Linked DNA regions of Homo sapiens: region 2 is linked to region 1. Evidence: read pairs that join two places in POLR2A ChIA-PET (ENCODE). Cell type or tissue: HepG2. All regions are shown on one strand. Links, peaks and the distances in the headings refer to the core of each region. The heading gives the core; the rest is flanking DNA.

Region 1 (7,928 bases), core at 1,595-5,594:
AAGCCCAAGTTAGGCCTCACCTGTGTCTCTTCTAGCAATTTCAGAGGAATCAGCCCCCCTTCTCCCAGACCCAGGGCCTCCAGCAAAACAATCTCCCCCAGTTTTGCTATCCAGAAAATCTACAATAGAATACGTGCATTCTTGCTAGAGCCACCCTATCCCTTAGGTCTGCCCCTCTGGATAGAAGAGAAGATCCACAGACCTTTTCTGAACAAACTCCCTACCTAGTTCTATCCCATGAGATAAATCCCCAATTCATTTTTATCACCTCACCAGTGCCAAGGGCCAGGAACTGGGCACCCACGCCAAGCACAGCACAGAGCAGACCACGGTATGGGGGGAAGCGGAAGACATCTGTATGGATAATTTTCCAGCCATTGTCACCCTGGTCAAAGTCATCACCAGAACCTGCAGAGGTGGTCTCCTCATCTAAGTTGTACCGAGCCAGGTCATTCCGAAGCACACGCATTAGAATGACAGCCACAAAACCCACCAGTAAAAACACAAGCACCATGGAGTTGATGATGGACAACCAATGGATTTCCAGTGTTCGAGGAAAGAAACCACCATCGTCACCACGGCGCCTGTCACTCCGACGCTCCACTGAAGTCTCAGACCAGCGCACGCTATAAGTGTGGGTAAGGCCTAGGAACTCGTCAGGTCGTAACCCATCCAAGCTGTGGGGCTTGACGTCCCGCACTGAAACATTGGCAAATATAATTCGGTCTCCATGGAATTCTAGGTGGAAGTCCAAATGGGTCCAGAGTCCTATCTTGTGGCTGTGTGGCAGGAAACCACTCTCCTCCATGTAGCCCACAAAGCCCCGGATTGGCAAGTCATCTACCACAAATTCAAAGTAGTACAGTTCTTCAATGGCCTGGCGCAGCTGCTCCACCTATAAAGAGCAAGTCAGGAGTTGGTCACACAAGATCTCCCCAGGCGCAGAGTTACAGCAAAGTTTCTCACCTTCAGCACTACTGATATTTTGGGGTGGATAATTCTTTTTTTTCGAGATGGAGTCTTGCTCTGTCACCCAGGCTGGAGTGCAGTGGTGCGATCTCGGCTTACTGCAACTTCTGCCTCCTGGGTTCAAGCAATTCTCCTGCCTCAGCCTCCCGAGTAGCTGGGATTACAGGCGCCCACCACCACACCCAGCTAATTTTTGTATTTTTAGTAGAGACAGGGTTTCACCATGTTGGCCAGGCTAGTCTCAAATTCCTGACCTCATGATCTGCCTGCCTCGGCCTCCCAAAGTGCTGGGATTGGTCGGGTGCGGAGGCTCATGCCTGTAATCCCAACACTTTGGGAGGCCGAGGCGGGCAGATCACGAGGTCAGGAGATCGAGACCATCCTGGCTAACACGGTGAAACCCCGTCTCTACTAAAAATACAAAAAATTAGCTGGGCGTGGTGGCGGGCGCCTGTAGTCCCAGCTACTCGGGAGGCTGAGGCAGGAGAATGGCGTGAACCCGGGAGGTGGAGCTTGCAGTGAGCCGAGATTGCGCCACGGCACTCCAGCCTGGGCGACAGAGCAAGACTCTGTCTCAAAAAAAAAAAAAAAGTGCTGGGATTACAGGAGTGAGCCACCACACCCAGCCTGGGTTGGATAATTCTTTGTCATAGTGGGGTTATCCCGTGCACTGTAGGATGTAGCTTTCCTGGCCTCTTCCCATTCTATGCTGGTAGTACCCCCCCAGCTGTAACAACAAAAAATGTCTCCAGACATTGCTAAATGTCCCTTGGGGGACAAAACTGTTCCCTGTTGACAATCACTGGGTTAGACTCTAGTATGTTGAGATTCTCCAAAAAAGAGCAAGTATGGCTTGACAGGGTTAAGGCCTAGAAAAAGGAGAGCGGTGAGGTATAAGGAGGTCTGGAGTGGACTAAGGAGAAGTACCAGGATTCACTAAAGAAAAAGCATGACAGGGAAGTTTAGGTAGAGACTACAGGAAACAGCTAAGAAACAGCCAAGAGGTAGGCATGGAAGGAAACAGAACTATGTGGGACTGATAGTTGGGACCTCATGACCAACAGAGAAGCTTGCAGTAAGAAACCCTGGGCTCTGATATCAGTTCTGCAAATCACTGTCCATGTAATCTTGAAAAAAGTAACTTCTGAGCAAGTATGTATCTTAGTCAACTGAATTAGAATAGCATCACCTAACCTGCCTGCCACACTGGGTTGTATTGTAGTTAGAATCAAATCAGACAATTTCCATAAAGGTACCCTGAACCATAAATGTAAGGCACTGTTAGTCTCTGGGAAGGAGGGCTACGTGATAGCCAATGTGGAGAGGCTGACCTGTGCAGAACTGAGCTGCATGTGGCACAGAATTCTCTTCTCCACGTTTTCCCGAAAGCGGATCTCATACAAAGACTCAGCCATTCGGTCCCCATCCAGCACTTCACCCAGGCTAAGGCTTTTGTGACGTATCTTCTCAGGGCAGCAGACTGGAAGCTGATAGTAGTGGTAAGTTTCCTGAGGGTTATGGTAGGGTCCCACTTTGTTGACATACAGAATAACAGGGTCGCCGGCCTTGTAGTGTGTCACGCCTTCCACCCCTGGCCCATGGCCTGTGCCCAGCAACAGTATCAGGATTGGCAACCACTGGCAGCTCCAACTTCGAGGGTTCCCTACGACTGTCATCCTTAAGGCAGTGGAACCTGTTTGGGGGAATCCTGAGGTTATAGAAACCAGGGAGGTTACAGAAACCCCAGGTCAGGTGCCTCGAACTGAGGTCCCCTGGCTCCACTTGCTCCCATTGGCCCCCTCCCCGCCTCACCCTACCCCACGTCTCTCTATCCCAAAGACCCCGCTCCACCTCTGCTCTCTCATCCTCCCAACCTGGGGTTCACCCCACCCGCAGCCCGTCTGGCCCGGGGCCTCTACTACGCGCCCTGGCCCGTTTCCATGGCAACGCCGCTCGGTCTCGCACCTCGGGTCCCTTCCCGCCACAGCCCCGGGGTCCTCACCGCGCGGGAAGGGCTGGCCGAGGCGGCGCCAGCGGCCTTCGCGCCCCCGTAGCTGCCTTTGGGCTCCTGCTGGGGTCTCTCCCACAGCGGCGCGGTAGCGGCGGGTTGGAGAGGACCTGCCGACCGACTTCTACGGGGTTGCCCGTTGCTGCGCCTGACAGCGGCGGCTGCGGCTACACCGCGCTGGACACCGCTCTGGCTTACTCAAGAACTCCCCGTTGCGCCTTCTCCATCTGGAGGCCCGGCCCAGCTCCGGGGACCCCGTGAGGCTCGGCTTGCCCCGCCCGTCTTCGGCGAGGCGGGGGTCCTCCCGGCGATCGGCAGCGCGGCCCAGGACACGTCAGTCTTACCACTTCCGCCCTCACCGGCGGCGACCTCAGCCTGGCGGAAAGCTCCTTGCCTGGAACGCAGAGGGCCTTCGCTGCTGCGGCCCCTGGGGACTCCTTCGCGACGGCTTCCCGGGGAGGGGGCTGAGGCCTGGCAGCGAGGACCCTGACACCCCTTCGGGAGAGGAGTGGCTGCTAGGCCGCTCGCTTGCTCCTGGAAAGATTTGGGGTTTGAGAGCTCTTGGCCAGGAGGCTCGCGCTGGCCGAGGCCCGAGAGCTGTCCCCGCGGGACGGGACTAGCGAGGGCCGGGGAGATGGAGCGCAGGCGGCGTCTGGGTTCGAAGCACTTTCCGGCTGAACCACCTGCTGCTGAGGCTGAGCCCTGAGAGGCGGTTCGTGGCCCCCAAACCGGGGAAGGGGCGAAGCTTTGGGCATCTGTCCCATGCAAGGGTCCCAACATCTGAATCTCACCTCACTCGTCTCCCACCTGTCACGAATGGCCAGCGCCAAAGTGATAAATATGTAATAGGAATGTCTTCCCGAGGCTGTGCTGGAGACTTCCCTGGCCGCACAGTGACCGTTCAGAGCCCACGATAAGCAAGCCGAAACCCGGTTTGGCGCAGAGGCGCGCAAGGAGAGAGGTCTGTCCTTTGACTCTGTGAGTTGGGCAGCCTAACATGGTTATTGTTAATTGACGGTAAAGTATCTCGAGGTCCGTTAGTCTATGTTTTTGTTCTTATTTATCACTGTGTATGTCTTTGGGCTTCTCTTCACTTTGTATGGCAGATTATTTTGAAAAAGTTTACCCTTGTGTTTGTCTCAGCTGTTTTAAAGGGGATCTGCCGTCTAGGGAGTTCCCCTTGAAAATCGGACCTTTGAGCAGTGACTTCTGTTTTGCCACCTGGGAGCAACGTGTAAGGAAGTGGACTTAAGCTTCTCTCTCCCCAGGGGAAGAAGCACAGTGGAAAAATCACAAGTGACTTCTGGCCTGAAAAGCCCTTAATTTACCTGCTTCTACAATTACTGCCCTTTCTGACCCAGTTCTTTCCCTGCAGATATAGGTGAGGTTCAAAGAAGCAGATGGTGGAGTTTTGTTAGACAATCAGTGAATTTTCTAATTAGAAAAAGAACTGAGGTCGGGCGCGGTGGGCTCACGCCTGTAATACCAGCACTTTGGGAGGCCAAGGCGGGCAGATCACCCGAGGTCGGGAGTTCGAGACCAGCCTAACATGGCGAAACCCTGTCTCTACTAAAAATACAAAAAAATTAGCTGGGCCTGGTGGCGGGCGCCTGTAACCCCAGCCACTTGTGAGGCTGAGGCAGGAGAATAGCTTGAACCTGGGAAGCGGAGGTTGCAGTGAACCGAGATCAGGCCATTGCACTCCAGCCTGGGCAACAGAGCGGGACTCCATCTCAAAAAAAAAAAAAAAAAGAAAAAGAAAAAGAAAAAAGAACAAGAACTGAGAGTGGCTTAGAAATAATCTCTAACTGACAACCACCTGGTCTCTAAAGCCAGAAACTTGGGCCTCTTTCTCTCTATCTTCCCGCTCAGATATCAGTGTCACCAAGCCCTCTCCACTTATTTCCTGAATATCTTCCAGATGCTTGCCTCCACCTCTTTGGTTCAGGCTCCATCTTCTCTCACCTAAACTACCATGAGAGCCACCTTGCTAGTCTCCTAGTCACCTTCCCCCTGGGTCATTTTTCACACTGCTACTGGAAAGTTTCTTTTTTAAAATCAGGATTCTCAGGGGAGGGGGTGCCTGGTCATCAGCATTTTTTTTTTTTTAAAAAAAGCAAGCACTGAGGCCGGGCGTAGTGGCTCACTCCTGTAATCCCAGCACTTTGGGAGGCCGAGGTGGATTACCTGAGGTCGGGAGTTCAAGACCAGCCTGTCCAACATGGTGAAACCCCGTCTCTACTAAAAATACAAAAAAAATTAGCCGGGCATGGTGGCTCATGGCTATAACCCCAGCCACTTGGGAGGCTGAGGCAGGGTAATCGCTTGAACCCAGGAGGCGGAGGTTGCAGTGAGCTGAGACTGCACCATTGCACTCCAGCCTGGGCAACAAGAACCAAACTCTGTCTCAAAAAAATAAGCACTGATTTTGATGTATACCCAGATTATATGAGCATACAAGGTAGAGTCAAAATAGCCTGGCATATGAGACTGCTCAGACCTGGATCCTAATTACTTCTCAAGGTACATTCCCCTTCTGGAACCCTATTCTGTATTCAAATAGAAATACTGAATATCATATTCTCTCAAGCCGGCAAGCCTCATATTGTTCCTCCTGCCTAAACCACCCAATCTCCTATTCCCTACTTATCTTTTTTTTTTTTTTTTTTGAGACAGAGTCTCGCTCTGTTGCCCAGGCCGGAGTGCAGTGGCGTGATCTCTGCTCACTGCAAGCTCCGCCTCCCAGGTTCACGCCATTCTCCCGCCTCAGCCTCCCGAGTAGCTGGGACTACAGGTGCCTGCCACCACGCCCGGCTAATTTTTGTTTTTGTATTTTCAGTAGAGACGGGGTTTCACAGTGTTAGCCAGGATGGTCTCGATCTCCCAACCTCATGATCTGCCCGCCTTGGCCTCCCAAAGTGCTGGGATTACAAGTGTGAGCCACCGTGCCTGGCCTTTTTTTTTTTTTTTTTTTTTTTTTGAGACAGTCTCACTGTCAACCAGGCTGGAGTGTAGTGGTGTGATCTCAGTTCACTGCAACCTCCACCTCCGAGTTCAAGCGATTCTCCTGCCCCAGCCTCCCGAGTAGCTGGGACTACAGGTGCGCACCACCATGCCCGGCTAATTTTTGTATTTTTTAGTAGAGATGGGGTTTCACCATATTGGCCAGGCTGGTCTCGAACTCCTGACTTCGTGATCCGCCCGCCTTGACCTCCCAAAGTGCTGGGATTACAGGCATGAGCCACTGCACCTGGCCTTATCCTTTTTTTTTGAACAGTGCAAATGTCACCTTCTCTATAAAGCCTTCCCTTACATCTCCTCCCAGGTTTGTTTATAGCATATCTCACTGTAGTGTTATTTTACTTCTTATGTGTCTGTCTCCCTTGCTAATTTCAAACTCCTCAGAGGAAGACTGTAATTTATTCATCTCTGTTTCCTCAGGACCTAGCAGTGTTTTTGTATATGTTAGGCAGCTTAATACATGATCTTCGCATGAACTGGTTTACCCCCTGTACATGATGAGAGACTAGAGTTGCCACCAAGTTACCTATCCGGGGGCCAGCCTGTGGGATCAGATGGGCAGGATTGGGTGGGCCCCCTTACCATGGTGTGCCCTGGAAAACTGCTCATCTTGCTAGATTGAGGATATAGAGCTGGCTTCCAACAGAACTTTGGAACCATCCTGCCAGCAAGGTCAGACTGTCAATAAATGGGAATTTATTGCATGCCTGTGGCATAATCTGTTCTTGAAGTATTCTGTTTTGGAGGATGGAAGATATGAGAATTTGGATTCTTCCCTTGTTCTTTTCTCTGCCCCTCTGTCCCCCACTGATATAGTTTGGATAGTTATCCCTGCCCAAATCTCATGTTGAAATGTAATCCCCAATGCTGTAGGTGGGTCCTGGTGGGAGGTTTTTGGATCATGGGGGCGGACCCCTCATGGTTTGGTGTAGTATTTACCCTATGAGTTCTCACAAGATCTGGTTGTTTAAAAGCGTGTGGCACCTCCACCACAACTCTCTCTCTCTCACTCCCATTCTCACCACGTGATGTCCCTGCTTCCCCTTCACCTTCCGTTTTGATTATAAGCTTCCTGAGGCCTCCCCAGAAGCTGAGCCAGCACCATGCTTCCTATACAGCCTGCAGAACGGTGAGCCAATTAAACCTCTTTTCTTTTCTTTTCTTTTTTTTTTTTTTTTTTTTTGAGACGGAGTCTTGCTCTGTCGCCAGGCTAGAGTGCAGTGGTGTGATCTTGGCTCACTGCAACCTCCCCCTCCCAGGTTCAAGTGATTCTCCTGCCTCAGCCTCCAGAGTAGCTGGGACTACAGCCACACACCACCATGCCCAGCTAATTTTTGTATTTTTAGTAGAGATGTGGTTTCACCATGTTGGCCAGGATGGTCTTGATCTCTTGACCTTGTGATCCGCCTGCCTAATTTGGCCTCCCAGAGTGTTGGGATTACAGGCGTGAGCCACTGCACCCGGCCTAAACCTCTTTTCTTTACAAACTACCCAGTCTCATGTTTTTGTTTGTTTTTGTTTTTGAGACAGGGTCTCACTTTGTCACCCAGGCTGGAGTGCAGTGGTGCCATCTTGGTTCACTGCAGCCTTCACCTCCCAGGCTCAAGTGATCCTTCTGAGTAGCTGAGACTATAGGCACATGCCACCACACCTAGCTAATATTGGTATTTTTCGTAGAAATGGGTTTTTGCTATGTTGCCCAAGCTGGTCTTGAACTCCTGGGCTCAGGTAATCCACCTGCCTTGGCTTCCCAAACTGTCAGGATTACAGGCATGAGCCACTGTACACGGCCTCAGGTATTTCTTTCTTTTTTTTTTTTGAGACAGAGTGTTGCTCTGTCACCAGGCTGGAGTGCAGTGGTGCGATCTCGGCTCACTGAAACCTCCGACTCCGTGGTTCAAGTGATTCTCCTGCCTCAGCCTCCCGAGTA
Region 2 (6,176 bases), core at 2,147-6,146, 130 kb after region 1:
GCCTCCAATGTGGTTCCCTCACTTGGATTTTGCCAAGGACTCCTGTACTCTCCATGCGGCTGGCCACGTTCACTGTGTTGCCCCAAATGTCATATTGCGGCTTCTGGGCCCCAATAACTCCAGCTACTACGGGTCCATGGTTCAACCCTAATGAGGGATGTGGTAATGACAGACTTGGAGAAGGAAGAGGGGAAGAGGAAGCCACAAGGAACTGGAAGGAAGGGAGAAGAGCCTGGGGGGCCCTAGAGGAGAGGAGGGGTCTCTAAGGGCTGGAGGAATGTAGCTTAAGAAAAAGAGTGGGAGAGCCTCGTACCTCCTTGCCCAGCACCTTCACACCCCATCCCAGGGAGTGAGTCAGGAAAGGGGCTTCAGGATGAACTGGGAGCAGCTAACAAAGGACTTGGAGTGGGGCAAGCTCAGGAAGGTGAGGAGGTACCAGACTGCTGCAGCAGGGGAAGTCTCTCACCCACTCGCAGGCGGAAGTTGTTGAATGAATGCTTGTTGATGACGTCCAGCTTAGACCCCAGGGCCACGGCAAATTCCACCATAGTGCCAAGGTGGCTGCAGCTCCGTTCAGCATCCTGGCAATGGGCCCGCCCACCAGGGTGGGCCAGTGAGGGCACAGGAATAAGTCCCACTAATAAGCCCATCAATGAGAGCCCAGAGGAGGATGGTAGGTAAGGAAGGGTTGCCGTACCTGTTGTGCATCCTGTCCAGAGGTGGCATTTAAGCCTGTGGCTGCCATGTAGGTGCTGCCGATGGTCTTGATCTTCTCCACCCCACTGAACTTGGGCTTGGAGAGCAGCTGTATATAGAGAAGAGTCCTGTCCCCAGTCTCTCTTACTCTCTCCATCACCTCTCCCAGAAGCCCAGCCCCAAGCCTTTGGAGTTAAAGGATCAGGCTGTGGGAGTGGAGATAGTGTCAGGAAGGAGAGGGTTGGTGGTGGGCAGTGTTGCTGGAGTGGGTAGATCTGGGGGATCAGAGGAGGTGAGGGAGTACTGTGGAGGGGAGGATTGACTTCATGGCCAGAAAAGCAAAGTGGAAGGAGGTACTGGTGGAAAATTCTAGAATCTAGGACATAGGGTCTGGGAGACTCTTGGAATTTTCACCTCATCAAAATCAGCAATTATCTCATTGAGCAGCCTCAGACACTCTAGGCCCTCATGATTGATGTTGGATTCAGAGTAGAACTCCTTGAAGTCTGGGACTGAGGCGAAGAGGACACAAACGCATTCATAGGACTGGTGGTAGAGATCCTGGGGGAACAGGAGACTGGAGTGAGGGGTGTGTGTCATGTTCCTCTCCCTTCTAGAGGTCTGCGTGGGGCCCTCCTCCCCATGTCCACACTCCTGGTCTCCCTGTTTAAGAAGAATTGGGAAGGAGGGAGAGGAGTAGGGCCAGGCTACCCCAGGGAAGTGACTTAGGAGTCAAAGCTTAGATCTCATTGTAATTCTAGAAGAGACAGAGGTTTGGCGTTAGGATCACCTCACAGCAACACGAAGGGAGTCACTCCTAGAACTGGGATCCTGTCAATGTGAATTATTTCTATATCCTATCTTATTGCTGAAAGGTGTTTAAGTCAATTAAGCCGGCTACAAAACCAAGGGTAAAATGTGTTTAAGTGTTTAAGTCAGTTAAGATAGGTACAAAATGAAAGATGAAGTAAGCAACAATAGGGACTATGAGGCAAAGGGAAAATAAGGGTAAGATAATAAAGATGGAATCAGATCTGAGGGTGGTTCACAAAATGAGTGCCATGAAATCCTATTTAGTCTTAGATTTTGGCTCTCAGCTTTCTAGCAGCCAAAGTGAAGAGAGAAAAGGATCGATTACAAGATTCCTTGTGTCTGTAAGAGAAGAAACCAGAAAAGAACTACTGATCTTGAGAGCAGGGAGCAGGCGGTGGGGGCATAAGGCTGTGAAAGAGCTCCTGAGCTGTTTCTTTTAACATCCCTCAATATGAGCCAAGAGCATTTCCACAGCAGAGGGCCAGCAGATGATACAAATAAGATGGTACAAATATGTGGGTGAATTTCTGATGGTTTGGCGCTAGCAAGATTTTTGAGGATCTAGAGCAGCAGCATCCAATAGAAATTTTTGCAATGGAAACATTCCCTATGTGCAGTGTCCAATAGGGTGGCCACTAGCTACGAGTGGCTGTTGAGCCCTGGAAATGTGGCTGGTGCAACTGAGGAACTGAATATTTTATTTTAATTAATTAACATTAAAATTTCATATGGCTAATGGCTACCATATTGGATAGTGCAGGTCTAGAGAGAGGGGTGGACTGTATCCTCTAGACCAGCAGTCCCCAACCTTTTTGGACCCAAGGATGGGTTTCATGGAAGACAAGTTTTCCACGCACCCAGGCTGTGGTGGGGGATGGTTTTGGGATGAAACTGTTCTACTTCAGATCATCAGGCATTAGTTATTAGGTTGGTGCAAAATTAATTGCATTTCTTTTTTTTTTTTTTTTTTGCCATTAAAAGTAATTACTTTTAGGCCGGGTGCGGTGCGCCTGTAATCTCAGCATTTTGGGAGGCCAAGGTGGGTGGATCACCTGAGATCAGGAGATCGAGATCAGCCTGACCAACATGGTGAAACCCTGTCTCTACTAAAAAAAAAAAATATAAAAAAAATTAGCCAGGCATGGTGGCAGGCGCCTGTAATCCCAGCTACCTGGGAGGCTGAGGCAGGAGAATTGCTTGAACCCAGGAGGCGGAGGTTTCAGTGAGCTGAGACCGTGCCATTACATGCACTCCAGCCTGAGCGACGAGAGTGAAACTCTGTTGCACTCCAGCCTGAGCGACGAGAGTGAAACTCTGTTGCACTCCAGCCTGAGCGATGAGAGTGAAACTGTGTCTTAAAAAAAAAAAAAAGTAATTACTTTTAATTATATTACTTTTAATGGCAAAAACTGCGATTAATTTTGCACCAGCCTAATAGATTTTCATAAGGAGTGTACAACCTAGACCCCTTGCATGTGCAGTTCACAATAAGGTTCAAGTTCCTATGAGAATCTGATGCTGCTACTGATCTGACAAGAGGCAGAGCTCAGGCGGTAGTGCTGGCTCACCGCTCACCTCCTGCTGTGTAGCCCAGTTCCCAACAGGTCATGGACTAGTATCAGTCTGCGGCCTGGGGGCTGGGGACCCCTGCTCCAGACAGCTCCCATCAACGCCTAGGCTTCTGGAATGTATGGAATGGTCATGAGTTAGAGAAGACATGCCTTCCAAGTAAGAATTTGAAATGCAGTTTTGTGCTCACCAAAGAAAGAATCTAAGATGTTGTGAAAACAAAGACGCTTGACAAGCACAAGGGCTTGGGTGACCCTTCTGGGGGTTCTAGAGAAAACGGGCCATAGGTCAAGGCTTTCATCTGAAATTAGGCCCTATGGCATCCGTGGCTCAGGAGTCAGGGGGTCAGGAGTCACCTCGTTGCGCCGGTTCTGGCCAATGAACTGGGGGGCCACGTGTGCAGGGAGCACGTTCTCCAAGAGCAGCCGAGTCAGGTTCTCCATCGTCTCTGTCTCCTCCCTCTCCTGCCTCAGCTTCTTCTTCCACAGGAAGTCCAGGCGGCAGTAGTACTCATTCTGGGGAGGGTCACCCGGGGCCATGGGGAGACACAGAGCAGGGGAAGCCCAGCTCCTGAGTGTTCAGCCCCAACTCCATGATGCCTGAAACCACCCCCACCCCACCCCCAGTTTAGAAGTAGAGCTTAAGGTGTAAGTATACTTGGAGAGAGACTATCCTTGAAATTAGATTCAGACTAGGGATAGAGAATTGGCAGCAGACTTTTTCTAAAGCATGGGCTTTCCCAGATAGGGGTGTGGGAGAAAGGAGGGGCAGGGAGTGAAGGAGAAGAAAGGAAGCAGGAAGGCTCGCTTAGAAGCTTCCAATGGGCATTCAACCCTGGAGATTAGAAAGATCAAGTCACAGATATGGGGGCCACTCATAGGTGGGCCCTGGTGGGGCTGAGCTGGGTGACTTACCTGGCGAGCCAGGACAAGGAGGGTGAAGAAGAAGATGAAGAAGGAGATAGCACCCATCAGTTTGGGCTCCTTCAGCACTCCGGGCCTGAAGGGGCCATGGATCAGGGTGACCCCTTGCTTTCCCCCTTCCTGGCCTTCTCCCTGCCCCCATGTAGGCCTCCGCTTCCCTCCCACTTTGCCCTGTGGGTGATTCAGGTCGGTGAGGCCAGGACAGCTCTGCTGTATCCCATCTCACCCCATCCCAGGGGGCCCGGCACCTCTGTCCAGCAGCTGTGCACACCTGGAGTCCAAGGGGCCCAGATAGAGGCGGACGATGAGGCATTCCGACAGCCAGGCATGGGAGTGCAGGAAGAGGGAGCAGGATGCCGCCAGCCACAGCAGGAGCAGCAGCAGCTTCAGCTCGAAGCTCATGTGCAGAAAGAGGGAGCAGGAGAGGAAGCCCAGCGTGCAGCAGTGCATGGAGTACTGTGGGGCCAGGCAGGGGTCAGGAGTGGGCATGTCCCATAGGCAGAGGGGGGACACCTGAGGGCTCCCTTCCTGTCCCTCCCAGGCCCAGGTCCTATCTGGGAGACAGGGGGCATCATACACACTGATACACACTGGGTGTGACTTATGTCTGTTCTAATCCACAGAATGGAGCGTTCCTCCACTCAGGGGGCTGTGGGCTTGGGCTGAGGAAGGGTGTGCAGAAGGAGATTAAGGGCATGTGGGAACACTCACTGGGACACTGATGAGAGGCAGAGACCCAGGGAGCTCCCAGGAGAGGTTGGAAATCATGGAGGACACATTGGGAGCTTGGAAAGGGCAGTCTGATGATGTTGGGAAGAAGAACTGCAGAGGAGATGAGGAGTTGAAGAGGCAGGTAGCTTCTTGGGCACAGTGGTGGCTTGTGCTGGGTTTCAGCTGACCCAGGGATGAGTCAGGGGAAGACTCGTCCAAAGGGGTGGATCCTGCTATTTCTGGTTGGGAAGGGAACCTCAGCACTGGGGTCCTCACTCGGGGAGGAGTTATGTGAGGGGCGTCAAGAGTACTCCTCTGACTCTGAGCCACTGTGTGAGCTCTTGCCAGCCACTTAGCCTCTCTGGGCCTTAGTTTCTTCTTCTGTAACTTGGCTGGTGGGTGATTCCCAGGTGCCCACCAGGAATAGAATTCTAGGAATGAGTCTAAATCCTGAAGAATCAGCCAAGTGATCTAAGTAATAAGTAACTGCCTACACAGAAAAAAGATAAGAAGGACATTCACCGAAGTGTTATCAACAACTATTATGCCCAGATGGTAGATTGCTGGAGACTGTAATTTTTTTCTTTCTATTTGTACAACATTTCCAGCATCCCCTGGGCTTAGTCCAGCTGCCTGCCCAAATCCAGGGGTTCCCTTTCAGTCCCTGGCAGGTCCAACATGCCCTCATGGGGGTGGATAGGGCCCCCTCTGTCCTCACCAGGCTGGTAATGGCCATGGCAAAGACAAGGAGGATGGTGGCGGTGCCCAAGGCTATTCTCAGTCCTGGTCGTGTGGCCACCAGGCCAGACAGTGCAGGCAGCCAGTGCAGCATCTTGGGGCCTTTCAGGACACACCTCTGTGGAGGGAGCATGGGCATCTTAGCCACGGGGCTGGGGCACCCTCTTCAGGACAGGTTGTGACCAGGGCTCCGGCATACCACTTCCACCCCTCAGCCCACCTCACCATCAGGTCCTCTGAGAAGCAGACAAAAAGGATGAGGAGGAAGAGGAGGAAGGTGATGCTATACGTGATGGCCAGAGCTGGGGGCCTGAAGGGAGACAAAAGCGAGGCCTTGAAGTGCCAGAACAGGCTCCCTGTGTGCTATGAAGGTGCTGTGTGAGCTGGGTGGGAGATAGGGGAAGTGGTTCTGGGGAATCTGGGTTGGCTGGCGATGGGGTCCCGGCTGATAGAAGACATTGCATTCTGATGATCTGGGTTGGCTGGCTTAAGGGTCTAGAGCAGTGTCGAGGTGGAACAGGGACCCATATGGTGGGGAGTGGGGGCTCACAAGAATGGCTGAGGCTACGGCAGACTGATCTCTGGGCCTTTAGCCCAAAGCTCTTTAACTTGGCTGAGTTTTTTTTTTTTCTTTTTTTTTGAGGCGGAGTCTCGCTCTGTTGCCCTGGCTGGAGTGCAGTGGTGTGATCTTGGCTCACTGCAAACTCCGCCTCCCGGGTTTGAGCG

What was found. Peaks named below come from ENCODE experiments on the same cell type or tissue, not always from the same donor. Only the 100,000 strongest peaks of a DNase experiment are listed, where the experiment ranks them.
Region 2: POLR2A ChIA-PET joins it to region 1 with 7 read pairs; 9 of 35 experiments call an interaction of 5 or more read pairs at or near these places.

What each region holds. Positions count from the first base shown.
Region 1 is chr14:24,192,375-24,200,302 of GRCh38, forward strand. TM9SF1 (transmembrane 9 superfamily member 1) reads right to left here and starts at 3,067. Exons shown (of 6, transcript NM_006405.7): 1 at 2,972-3,067; 2 at 2,301-2,662; 3 at 274-895. The coding sequence starts at 2,645. RefSeq lists enhancers at 2,647-3,346, 3,416-3,475, 3,726-3,965 and silencers at 2,836-3,015, 3,156-3,215. In HepG2, for the core only: no CTCF peak of the experiment used is centred there; DNase peaks (open chromatin) are centred at 3,337, 3,867 and 4,187; H3K4me3 peaks cover 2,719 bases.
Region 2 is chr14:24,318,632-24,324,807 of GRCh38, forward strand. It overlaps ADCY4 (adenylate cyclase 4), which reads right to left. Exons shown (of 25, transcript NM_001198568.2): 15 at 5,676-5,760; 16 at 5,431-5,568; 17 at 4,713-4,823; 18 at 4,273-4,457; 19 at 3,993-4,077; 20 at 3,435-3,593; 21 at 1,111-1,257; 22 at 698-805; 23 at 467-581; 24 at 23-147. Among named protein-coding and RNA genes, the nearest start is that of LTB4R, 10 kb to the left of the region's middle. RefSeq lists an enhancer at 2,981-3,940. In HepG2, for the core only: no CTCF peak of the experiment used is centred there; no DNase peak of the experiment used is centred there; H3K27me3 peaks cover 3,107 bases.